2 separate regions of the Mus musculus genome follow, and region 2 is linked to region 1. Evidence: chromatin loops called from intact Hi-C (ENCODE). Cell type or tissue: heart. All regions are shown on one strand. Links, peaks and the distances in the headings refer to the core of each region. The heading gives the core; the rest is flanking DNA.

Region 1 (6,452 bases), core at 1,537-5,536:
AGAAAGAGTCCTGTGACCTTTGGAGAAGATGGCCTCTTCAGCAGGCCCCTTGGCCTTGGAATTTGATCATGGAGCAAAGCATTCTGGGAAGAGCAGGGAATCAGGAAGACTTCCTAGGAGAGAGGCCTGAGATAGTGTCTGGAAAGACAAAAAAAAAAAAAAAATTGAGTAGACTGGGGCAGGGTGCTGAGTGCAGTTAGCTCAGGTTAGCTCAGATTAGCTCAGGTTAGCTCAGCCTGAAGCTGGGTGAAGCAATCAGTGCTTTATGCATGAATTGGGGTGTGGGGGTGGGGTGCTGGGGGTCTCTCTGAGACCAGGTTGGTTTGCACCCTTAGTAGCTGAAGTTCATCAATGCAGGCTTTAGAACTGGCAAGAAACTTGTTTGAGTCTGTGTTTTAGACAGTCTTGAGGCAGCTGACTCACAGTAAGCAAGGGCAAGAGGTGGCAAGATGATTGCAATAGCTCGGGCAAGAATGAATTGATAAACCCTGCAGAGGTCAGGTGGTAAGACCGAGGCCTGGATGCCTGGGATGAGCTGGAGTCCAGGCCAGTTTCTCCTGGCTGAGCCCAGCAGGAGATATGGGAGGAGGTTGGAGCAAGCTTCAGATCATGGCTGATCTCATCTGTGCTAAGTCACGGGTTGTGTACCAGGAAGAATACCAGGAGAAAGTAGCAGTGCCAGCACGTGGAAGTCAGAAGGTATGATCCAGCTGAGCTCAGCGTCTAACAGAGGTGTGGGACAAGACAGGGGTGGATACCATAACCCCTGAAGGAGACAAAATGGTCTTGCAGAGGAAGATCAGCCTTCTGTAACCTTCACCTTTGGAGGAGAGAAGAGGAAAGCTCTACAAGAGATTAGGGATGACTGGGGAGGCAGGGGTAGGGGCCCAGGCACAAAGAATAATGCATCCATCCTGGCAGCCCCAGAAGGACAGAGAATAAGAAAAAGTAACTGCATGCCCGCATAGATACATGGTAGATAGAGCCATGGAGGGCATTGGGTGGGAAAGCTCAGTGGTTAAGCGTGGGGAGAGAGGGAAGACGCTCTGTGATTCAGGATGAGACAGATGTCAGGATGGCTGTGGTCAAAGGGGTTTCCTTTAGCCAGTATTTCTGAAGAACAACAGTGTGTGTCGAGAGGCAATAGGGCACAGAAGAAGGACTTCACGATTTTGATGGAGTTGAGTGTCTCCAGGATGGACAGTCCCGAGGTAATAGGAGGCAGAGAACTCATAGGGAGATAGGAAAGAGGCAGTCATTGGACACTGTGCCAGCCTGCAGCCCCCATGTTGACACAGCCCTGAATCACTGTTCAGGCTAGTCTGGGCCTATGGCTGGGAGGGATGTGGTTGTGTGGTTTGCAAAAATGAGTGATGAGTGAAGAGAAAATGGTGTAGTGAGGATTCTGGGGTGCAGGAGAGTGTTCCTCAGATAACCATACTACTGGGACAGTTGGAAGATGAGACCAAAGAGCAAATGGTTGAAGTTGAAATGGGAGACGCAGGTGTGAAGGGGTAGCCTGGTCCAAGGTGGGCCATAGACAAAAGGTGGACATTAGGGAAGAAAGTCTCTGGAGATGGGAGCTAATGGTCTAGAGACTCCATTTATCAGGTGGGCCATGTGGATGCTAAAACCCAGCAGGTGACATCAGGTTTTGAGCAAAGGACAGTGAGTTGGGGCTATGGTCAGGGAAAGGAGTGGTACTGGGAAAGTGGAGTGCCTTATAGAAATGTGACAGGTGACACTGGGCTTGAGGGGAACCCCCATCCTGTGGAACTAATAGTATCATGGTCCAGAAACCCATCCAGGATGTTAAAGAGGCATGGGATTAATTGGGAGGCCCACAGGACAGAGGGTGTGTCCTCAGAGGAAGCAGGGATCTAGAAGGGTCAGTGGGAGATAAGGAAGGGAGGATCGGTCAGGTCTAGAGGGACGAAGAACAATGAGGAGGTGACCAGAGGAAGGCACAGGAGTGGCAAGCGTGGCCAGGTCCCAGGAGCAGTTACCCACATGCACAAAGGTAGGAGGAATGGTCAACAGGGGAAACCTGCTCATTCATCCACCCATCCACCCATTCATCTATCCATCCCCCATCCATCCATCCATCCATCCATCCATCCATCCATCCATCCATCCATCCATCCTTCCGTCTGTCCATCCATCCACTCACCCACCCACCCACTCATCCATCCATCCATCCATCCATCTACCCACCCACCCACTCATCCATCCATCCACCCACCCACTCATCCACCTATCCATCCATCCATCCATCCATCCATCCATCCATCCATCCATCCACTCATCCACCCATCCATCCATCCATCCATCCATGGCTCAAGGAATCTCCATGCCACAAACGTGGTTTTTGTGTGTGTAGGATCCATTCGTTCATTCCTGAACGAATCAGCATCCTTCCCTCATGAAGCTTGCATTCTTGATGGCATGTAAGGGGTGGGGGGCAGGAAAACAAAATGCCAAGCATGATAAGAAGGGCACTCGATGGGTGATGAGGCTGGGGCAAAAATAAAAGGCAGAGGAGGTGAAAGATCTCACCTGGATGGAGCCCCTCAGGTAGTTGTCGCCGTCCTCATGTCCTGAGGTCTCAGTCTAGGGCTTAGAAGTGTTGGTGACCTGCTGGGCTGCCTCCCCGACCCCGTGGACTGTTTGACTCTAGGCCCAACTTCCTTATGTATATATGGGATATAAAAGAACCTGTCTTATAGAGGCTCAGCACCTAGCAGGCGCTGTGCTCTGCACCATCTTAGCATCATCTTTATCCAAGGACAATTAGGAAAGGGTCGGGAGAAGACCTTGGGACCAGTAGCCCCCACCTCTGTCTGCCCAAGCCTCTTCTCTGCTGACCCAGCTGTGGAGGAAGGAGCTAGGTCCCCCACGGTGCCGTGCAGGCCCATGCCTCTGCTGGAGGCATGTGACATATTGTGGCCTGATGTGGTCTGTTTTTCCCCTCCTGGTGCAAGACATGACTCAGAGGGCCGTGCTGGGGGAATGCTTCCTCTGGCATGCCCACCTCATCGCCCCTGCTTTCTTTTGAATCGTTGAATCAGACTTTATATCTGGCTCTGCCATTCACTGGCCTTATTTATGCAGAAAAAAAACGGCCCCACAGTTCCAACTTGCTCAACAGCCCGAAAGACTTAGCTTTGGCCCCGAGGAGGGAAGGAGGGTGGGTGGGTTCCCAAACGAGGGGAAAAAGAAAGAAAAAGAAAGAGCCATCAACAATCAAAACAATGTCCTCCGCCCTGTCTAATCTGGGTAGCTTTCAGGGTTGGGGTAACGCGTTTCCACAGTGGATCCCCCCCTTCACCCCCTCCCAGGCTGTTTTCACAGGAAGCGAATCCTGGGGCGTTTTCAACGTGCCCCTCCAGGCAGAACAATGAGGCCCTTGAAGCCTGGGATCCTCGCTTCCTCCTGTTATCCCGGAGCAGGCGAGGGAGTCTGCGCGCGGAGGGGACCCCGGGACCTACGCAGGGCCAGCGGTGGGGGAGGGCCTGGCCTGCAGGGTGTCGCCGAGCCGCCCCGGGGAAGCCCGGCAGCCAAATCACAGGTTGGGATCCGCCGGTGATGCCGAGGTACCCGGTCTTTAACCGGTTCCCCGATGATGGGCGGGAAGGGGAGGAGGAGACGAAGATCCAATTACGGCTGCTCCGGCCGGGTCGCCCGGAGGTGGCGGCGGGATAGGGGACAGAGAGCCTCGGGCAGGCGGGCCTGGGATGCCTGGGCCGCTGCTCCCGCCGGGCCTCAGCTGCCTCATTGTTTATTGTGGAGCCGGCCTCTCCCCTTCCCGTCCTCTCCCGCCCGCCCGCCCGCCAGCTCCTGTCCTCCCTCCTTCTAGAAGAAAGAAGAGCCAGTCTGTGGAGGCGAATGAGTCATGAATAAACAAACAGCGTAGGGGGGAGCTGTCACTCCGAACTGACTTCCTGGCTGCGCTAGGCTAGGCGACCTCCTGGTGGGGCCCAGAAGTCAGCCAGGCTGCGGCTGCGCAGAGCGCATCGCACAACCCGGATTTGTCTCCCTTCCACCCCAATCCCGGGTGGGGTGCCCAGGACCTTGATTCTCAGGCTTGTTCTTAGCCACAGTCATCACAAACATTTTTGCCTTAGTGTGAGTGGGACATGGTGTCCTTGTCTGGTGGAGAAAGCCAGGTTGTAAACGCTCTGCCCTGACATTTGACAAAAGCGGTGCAATCAGTCAACTCCGGGTTGGGTTTATGCTGCTAGTATAGTGTAGAACTCCTGCTCAGAGGGCGGGGCGGGGGGTGGGGGCGGGTGAGAGCGAGAGAGTGGGGGGAGGCATGGAGGGAGGGTTGGTTCATGCACACAGTGCAGAGGGATACAGGGATGTGTGTTACGAATACTGGAACATAAGGAAGTGCACATATGGAAACAGAAGTGCATTTGTGTGGGGGTCTGGTGTGTGTGTGTGTGTGTGTGTGTGTGTGTGTGTGTGTGTGTGTACTGGATGACCATTTCTTAACTCCGAATCCATTTGCTTATCATGTCTCTACTTTGTCTTTCCCCTTTTTCCTTATGTGTTCCTGTGGGTCATTTGGGGCTATCTCTCCCCATTTAGTGAGACCTCAGGGCCCCAGCAGACTGCTAGGACCTGGCTAGGCTGACTTCAGTGTCCAGCCAGTTGTGGTCCCATGCAGGCTGGTGGTGCTGATTGGTCCCTGAGGGCTCTGATAGGGCCTTGTGGGTCAGCCCCGCTGTGGCCTGTGGCTGTGAGAATGGAATCTCACTTTCTACCTGTGGGAGCCCTCCCCTCCCCCCATGACCCCGGGGAGGGCAGGACCTTGGCCAGTCCAGCTCTTCTGGGAGCTGTGACCACATGAGGTCACCAGCAGGAAGGGGCAGGACTAAGTCTTTTTCCCCCAAATCTCTGGCAACCACCCATGCTTACCTGGGTCATGGTACTATGGCTGGGCCCGGAGGAAGAAGGATGTGAACACTGAGACTGAGACAAGGAAAGAGGACTCAAGATTCTTGGCTGGGTCCAGAACCTTCAACCTTGGGCCCTGCTCTCTCTCTCTCCAGGGTGACCCCAGCTCCCAAAACTCCCTAGCTTGGGCTTAGAGCTTCCATGTAGAGAGAGACTCTAAAACTGAAGCCAAGTGTGGGCTAGCTTCCTTCTTCTGAGATCTCTACCTATCACAGAGTCATCACTAGTTCCTTCTTGCAGGGGTCAACACTCTGATATTGGTTGGTAGCCTTCACCGTGTCCTGGACAAAGAAGGTGGTGGCAGGGGAATCCAGGCCTTACCCCAGGGACTCTCCCATCCAGTAGTTGATAGACAATTTGGAAGACTAGGAGCTACACAGGTTGGGGTGCAGGTAGATTCACAGCCTGACTCTTTTATCTGCCAACTCTGTGACCTACAACAAATCATTTGACCTATCTGAATCTGCCTTTAAAATACACACGATTCTCTCCTCCATAGGTGGGCTGCAGGAGAGAGAGTGCCTGTAGCCAACAACCTAAGTTTGGCTCAGGGCGTGGTTTTACTCTCTACTCCCGTCTTGATCTGGGCTGTGATCATCAAGGGTCTAGAATTTTCCATCTTGTTTATCTTCTGGCCCAGAGAGAGGCCAGGACCTGTAGACTATCTCTGGTAATTGAGGATTCAGAAGCAGTCCACACTGTAGGTAGGGGCTTTGTGGGAACGTTGGCACTAAGGTAGCTATAATAGCCTGGGCTTAAAGCCTCTTAATAGAACATTCCTGTGGAGAGTTATCTCCACCTCCTCAAGTCGTTCCATGGCTGTTCTTGGGCTGGTTTCAACCTATAAGAAAAGTTTCTTTAGTCGTTATGGGATTAAAAACAAACTCAAAAATGCCGCCAATACTTAGGTGCAAAAATATCATATAGAGAGAGATGTGGTCTTTCCGTATTTAGATGCGCTGACTGATAGTCCCTTTCCTTCTCTGTCTTCCTGCTTCTTTGTGCCTCTCTCTTCCTTTTAGGAAGGATCTTGAGATGTAGCTAAGGCCAGCCTTGAACTCCAGATACTCCTACCTCAGTCCTCACAAGGCTGGGCTTACAGGCCGGCTAGTGGCTTACAGTGAATGTAGGTAGACTGGAGTTGAGCCACAGGGTCCCTTCGGGAAGATGCATGCTCTTCAGTTTGCCATAGTCTCTGCTCTTCTCTAAATTGATCAGGCAGGAGACTTGCCTGGAGCCCTGGAGGTGAAAGCGTCTTAAATCTCTCACTGCTGCACCCACCCGGAGCTTCAGTGAGAATTGCCTGAGGGGTTCTGGCAAGCTTTAGGTGGTGCTGTTGCCTCTGGAGGTTCAGGGACTCATGTGAAGAACCACTTGGCCATTTGAAGGTGCAGAGGGTTGGTCAGCATGCTTGGCCCATTGTGTTTATGTGGACTAGAGAAATAGTTCTTGGTGCCTATAACTCTAACAAAAGTAAACAAAGTAAAAAG
Region 2 (6,452 bases), core at 1,569-5,568, 140 kb before region 1:
GGCTGTGACTCAGACTCCTGGCCTCCACACTCTCCACAAGCTCTCTCAGGGTGACCTCATTGGCTGCATCGCTTGCAACACCAGTTATAAACAATTCCCAAATGTGTCTCCCCAGCAGGGCCTGTCACGGCGCCCCTTTCCAGACTCAGGTCTAGCTGCTTCCTGGCTCCGCCCTCTGAGGCTCAAAGGTGCAGTGCCTCCACCCATCCAGAGTAAAGTGCCTGCTTGGGTACCAACTCTGAACTCCCCAGTAGTCCAGGGGCTGGGAAAATGTCAACCTCCCTTCTCTGGCTCTGTCCCAAATCCACCAGTCTGCCCTGACCATCCTTGATCCACAGGGTCCTCCATCCGAGTCCACAGCAAGCCCGATGCAACGTTTCAGCAACATTTAAATTGGGAAGCAGCTCATCTCTTCCTAGGACCTGGCAACAAGGTTCCTAGGACCTGGACCACCACCTCTCTTTATCCCCTATCTCCAATTGAGACCCTCCTCCCTCCCCCACCGCCCTAGTTCCAAACTCACAAGAGGCCACCCTTAATGAGCCATCAGAGCCCCCTGCCCCACATGGCATGACACGTCTCTTTCCTGCCTGCATCTTTTTTTTTTTTTTTTTTTTTTAAAACAGGGTTTCTCTGTATAGCCCTGGCTGCCCTGGACTCACTTTGTAGACCAGGCTGGCCTCAAACTCAGAAATCCGCCTGCCTTTGCCTCCAAGTGCTGGGATCAAAGGCTTATGCCACCATGTCCGGCTTCCTGCCTGCTTCTTAAATCCCAGCCTCAAGCAGGTGAGCAACAAGCTGAGTTCAATCCACATGCTTGTTGAGACCTATAAATGTCCTCAGTTGTAAACAAACAAATAAACAAACAAACAACTAAATGAATAAAATACTACCATTACCTGACACACAGTATTCTCAGGGTCACTCGCTATCCTTGTCTCCTCAAAAGCATAAAATCACCGTCACGGGACAACCAGTTAGTTGTATTCCCATTATTTATCCCCCATGTCAAAAGCACCTGCCACAGAACCAACCCCCAGTCAGACATTGCACCACACCCAGCCCTCCTCACCTGCTGGTCCAGTGAGACACTGCACAGCCCTGAGGATCAACCTCAAGGGAGTAGAGCTGACTCTGGCGATCCAGAGTCTGCATGCTGGGCCCTCCTGGGACATGCTGGAGCTGCTCTTCCAGAAGCCACCTGTGTGGGTGGCCATGTGCATGTGAGGGCACCTCCATGTGCCCACGGGAAGCTGGAGGCCAGAGTCATTGGATCCCCCTAGTATTACAGGCAGTGTGAGTGCTGGAAAGCAAAGTTAGGTCCTCGGGAAGAGTAGTATATGCTCTTAACCATGGAGCCTTACTTATTTAATTTTTGTATGCGTTTGTGTGCACATAAGGTCAGTGTTGAGTGTCTTCTGTATTCACTCTCCATATTCTTTGTGTGTGTATGTGTGTGTGTATGTGTTTGTTTTTGAGACATGGTGTCTTACTATGTCTTACCAGCTCTGACTTGCCTGGAACTCACTCTGAAGACCAGGCTAGCCTTGAATTCACGGAGATCTGCCCGCTTCTGCCTCCCTAGTGGTGGGATTAAAGGTGTCTGCCACTACACCTGGTTTTCCACATTGGTCTTTTGAGACAGGGTCTTTCACTGAACCTGGAGCTCACCAGTTCTGCTTGACTGGCCAGCTGCTGAGCCTCAGGGCTACCTGTCTACCTGTCTCCACCTCCCCATCCTCCAGACTCAGTGTGTAGCAGAGGAGAGCCACAGATAGTTAGGTATTTCTAATGCATTTCTCTTATTCTTTAATAAATACACAGCATAAATAAATAAAACAAAATTTATGTTCTTTCGGGTTCTGATTTTAGAATCTAGTCACAAATGTCTTAAGTTTCTTGGGCCAAATTTCTACAAACTCACTACAGTGAAGTTTTGGCAGAAGAGTGTTTGCAGAGAAAACAAAGCAGAGAGGTTAGTGCCTGCCCTGAGCATATGACAAAGCCTAGGTCTCGGGTGCTGGGAGCGTTCAGCAGCAGCCTCTCTCCAGCCCATGCCTAGCCCTACACAATCTCTGGGCTTGGTAAAGAACCTCTAGAGAATGAGGCGACTGGATGAAGATGGCAATGCTGAAGTCTGGGATCCAAGATGGTGTCCTTTCCCAGGATTCCCTGAAGCCCTCCTCTTTCTTCCATCAGCCTCCTCTGGTGATCGTTGGCAGGGGCTAGAAGCATCAATCTCTCTTTGGATCATACCAGGAGCTCCAAGCATACCCCTGATGCTACAACCTCATTCCTGAGCCTTGATTCTGTGGACTCTAGCACAGGCCCCAGCCTTCTTTTGACCTTGGTCTCCCTATATATTTGTCTTTGGGATAGGCCTCGATGGTGTTGGTTCTAGGGCCTCACAGTTCTAGGGCCATCTGGGGCTTTGCAGCTGGAGACCCTGGCTGGGCCCCACTGCCTGCCTTCCTGCTGAGAACAGGATGTGGGTGTCAGGAGGTGAGGAGAGCATGGGGCCGGGTTGGGAGTGGCCTTGGGTTGGGACTTCCTGAAGCCAGATCGGTTTACCACAGTCAGTTGGGCTCAGGACCGCACAGCTGTGAGTTATAAATGGCCCTCTCAGAGCAGGGTCTAGAGGCCCTGATGCCAGTGGAGGCAGCAAGTGTCCATAGTGCCTACCCAGGGGTCTTCCCCAGCTAACGGCCTAGCCTCTGGAAGCCAGTTCTATCTGTCCTGCCCTCTCGAGCTATGAGTTCTCTTTATACCTCACTCTGAGATTACTGATAAGGGGGCTGACACCATCTTCTCCTTAGCCTTCAAGTGAGAATCCTGTGGTCTTGGTGACTAGGGAGATCCTTTTGAGCAAGGCCAATGACCTGACACAGGACACAGGGTCCCTGACACCAAACTGGGCACACAGCCAGCTACTCCAACGACAACCCAACAACTCAGCAACCTGCTTCCCATAGCCTAACTGCCTTCCAGTGCCCGCACCAGAGCATACACAGGGGAGGAGGGAGAGAGAGTACCGAGGTCTCAGCCTGCTTGCAGTGGCCCTCAGCTTAGCAAAGCAGCAGCAACTCGGCCTAGCGCCAGGCCTTGGTGTGATTCGCATCCCCGGCAGGAGGTGTTCTGAGGGCCCCTTCCCCCTGTGGGCTGCCTGGAATCAATCCTTCAGGCCATGCTCAGCCTGGGGCACACCACATGGTCAAGAATAAGAGGGACAGTGCCTCCTACTGGGACCAGTGAAGGGGGACACAGAAACAGGCACAGTGGCAAACTGTAGTTCAGGTCTATGACAGCTGAAGTTTATGGCATTTTGGAGGCCCTCTTGAAAAAATATGTAAAATTGTAAATGCCTATTTAGAGTTAGAAAAATCAGAACAAACTCCTGGATCCTCAGGGATCCAAATCCCATTTCTGGTGAGGCTTCTTTAAATGACTGACCAGAAATACTTATAGCGAGAAGCTCCCAATTACAACTTGTGACACCTCTCTACCTGTAACACTCCACAGCTCCCAGGAACTCCAAGTCTCCAGCCAGCTTCTCCCTAACTTTGCCAATCATCATCATGGTAACGAAACTGTTAATACCGACTAACTTAGGGCCATTAGCTGTACCATTCTAAGTACTTTATGTCAACTGACTCATTTAGTCTCATGACATCCTGGGAAGTACACGCTGTACCCATTTTAAAAGATGAGGAAACATAGAGGGACACGAAGAAAACAGCTCAAGGTCACCGCCAGGATAGGAACCCAGACAGGCTGGCACTGTGCCCTGACCAGTCCTCTCGGCCACCGCACCGAGAAGCTGGAGAGACTCCAAAAGCAGCAGCAGCAGCAGCAGCAGCAGCAGCAGCAGCAGCAACCAAGGGCAGATGCTAAGTATACCCATTCATGTATGCATTCATCCATGAACGACATCACTGATTCATCCCACCTGGCACCAACGCCTCAGCGAGTGAACAGGCCCCCTGCTCTGCCTCACCATACTGGGTCTTCTGCATAGGCAGAAATGGATGCTGCCTCCGCTTGCCAGGGCAGATAGATAGATAGGGTTTGGAGCGGGAGAGACCTTAGACATGGACAGGGCTGGTAGTGGGGTGGTGGAAGGGGCTGCTCAACGTCACCCAGCATGCTGCCAGGTTCTATCCCACATCAGAGAGAAGAAGTGGCTGGAGAGGAGTGGCCACAGGGGCCAGCCTGTAAGAACAGTGAGCTCCTGAGAGGTCTGCAGCTAGTCCTTTGGAGGGCAGGGAGAATTGCTGGAAGCCTGGGGTCATGAAGTCAAATGATGGTGGAACAGGCTAGCTGGTGGCTGATGGAGGAGGAACAGGAGGAAGAAGAGGAGGAAGAAGGGGAGGAGGAAGAGGAGGAGGAGGGAGGGGAGGAGGAAGGGGAGGAGGAAGAGGAAGAGGAGGAGGAGGTAGTGACAGGTGTCTTTGGCCATTCCAGCCATGCCTTTGTTCTTCCCTCGCCTCCCATTTTCCCCTAAGGCCTCCAGGACCACCCAAGGGTTGATGAACTGAGGGTGTCTGGTAGCACTGGGGGGGGGTCCCCTCCCACAGATAGCATATCAGGAAGTGGGTGGCCCAGGGATCTATCCATGTCCCACAGTATACCATGATTGCTCTGAGCACTTCCCAAGGAGCACTCTGCAGGAGGCTCTCAGATGTCTCTCAGGCCCACCATCTCCTACGGAACAGAGGAGGAGACCAAGGTCTCAGAAGCAGCAGGCAAGATGAAAACCCTGGCTAGAAGCCACCAGAGCCTTGGAGCTGTTCAGCCTTAGTGTCTTGAGACAGGCTTGGAAGACAGATAGACAGTAGGGAGCCAGCCAGGGGCTCATTGACCTCCTATCTACAGCCTATGACACCAGAAAGGCCAAGACATAGGCCTGTGCCCTGTGTCAAGTGACCTTGGGCAGGAAGCTACTCCACAGGTCCTCCCACTCTCACTCTGCATATGGCCAAGAGAGTAAGGGAGACTCTGGAATGACCTGGGAGTGCTGTCTGCACCTAGGATAAAGTAAGGTATCTACAGATCAGGGAATGGCAGTCAGGACTCAGGTCTCCGGATTCCCAATGCCAGGGACTGGCTCTGACTTGGAAGTCATCGTCACCCGGGCTCTTTCAGTGTGTCCCCCTCCTTTGTCACCAGATACGGCAAGCCCATCTGCATTCCACCTAAATTATTTATGTATCATTATTTAAATCATTTTAAACCAATCACCTTCTTTTTTATATAGCCTCATCTAAAGTACTATCGTCTGCCAAATCATGGGTCTTATATACTAATTATACATATTTTCTAATCCACATGAAAATAAATACATAATATTAAAAAATGTGAAATCAGCCCCACACCTGCTTCCCGGCACATCAGTGTGCAGGGCCTGGGAGAGTGCAGGCTTGTTGTTCAGGAGCCTCTGTTCAGGTGGGGCGGATGTGTCCATGAGCACTAGGGCTGCTGTGGAGCCAGAGCACAGGTGGGAAGTGAGAGGAGACAGAGATTTCTAGAAGAGCACAGGGGCTTAGCTGGGCTGCCCCTTTCTTCCATAGGACGGACGGTTTGAGCCCCAAGTTCTTAGTCCATTTCCCAAGACGTGCACAGCACACTAGCTGAATCCTAGAAGGTAAGTCCACACAGCAGAAATAGACATCACCTCTCGCTGGGAGATGGGGGGTGTCTCAATCTCCCCATAAGTATAGAGGCCGGGCACTCCCCCAGCTCCATCAGTCAGACTGCAGCTTAAGCACTCATGGTTGCTTATACTAAATGTTCCTGGTGAACCCCTGCACCCCAGACAGGCCCCCTGACCACTTTCCCCCAACACCCCCAGGAACCTTTAGTGCATCTGAGTTCTAAGGCTGGGCGGGGGCGGGGGAGGGGGAGACAAGGTCATCATGTGTGACAGCCACAAGATTAGACAATCAGCTAATCACCAGCAAATCTGAATCCCATCTTTACATAGAACAAATATAGTATTTACGTAAAAGTTGTTAAGAGTTCCTCTTTTTAATTAGCAGAAATAAATGCAAGATGAATGGTAACTAGGCAGCTGGCGGATTTAGTAGCACAGTCACGCCTGCAGTAGTACTCCAGTCCTTACACACAGCGCTCCTGGGGTGCGGCAGACCCTACGTGTACACAGTATTTATAAAAACCAAAGTACACAGGGCCAGAGAACATTGCCTGGCCTTGCTGGATGGCAAAGGTCCTGGCAGTGTGCAGGGCCCAAGAGGGGAGAAGCCAAGATGCCCAGCAGGGAGGAGGGGCTGTGAAGATACCACCAAGGCCCCACGGGTCTATTTCAGGCCTGGCATGTGTCTAGAGCAGCCCGGAATGGACCTCCCCAGCAGGAAGTAGACTAGCGGACAAGGGAAAGGTAGCAGCTGTCTTGACCCTCCTGACTCTTTCTCTGCTCTGGCTGCTTATTTCTTTGG

The links. A loop is a pair of places that touch in the nucleus more often than their neighbours do. Peaks named below come from ENCODE experiments on the same cell type or tissue, not always from the same donor. Only the 100,000 strongest peaks of a DNase experiment are listed, where the experiment ranks them.
Region 2: it touches region 1 in a loop (2.2-fold over the local background); 1 of 42 quality-filtered maps calls a loop at or near these places.

Annotation. Positions count from the first base shown.
Region 1 is chr14:25,375,575-25,382,026 of GRCm38, reverse strand. The region is part of intron 1 of Zmiz1os1 (a long non-coding RNA gene); the gene reads left to right. It overlaps Gm41113 (a long non-coding RNA gene), which reads right to left and starts at 2,750. Exons shown (of 2, transcript XR_874439.2): 1 at 2,557-2,750; 2 at 1-138. In heart, for the core only: a CTCF peak has its summit at 3,982; DNase peaks (open chromatin) are centred at 2,916, 3,486, 3,996 and 4,736; H3K4me3 peaks cover 2,238 bases; H3K27ac peaks cover 3,696 bases.
Region 2 is chr14:25,513,483-25,519,934 of GRCm38, reverse strand. All of the region lies in intron 2 of Zmiz1 (zinc finger, MIZ-type containing 1), which reads right to left. Among named protein-coding and RNA genes, the nearest start is that of Mir3075, 18 kb to the left of the region's middle. In heart, for the core only: a CTCF peak has its summit at 3,240 (motif pointing left); DNase peaks (open chromatin) are centred at 2,524, 3,064, 3,904, 4,554 and 1 weaker place; H3K4me3 peaks cover 261 bases; H3K27ac peaks cover 3,453 bases.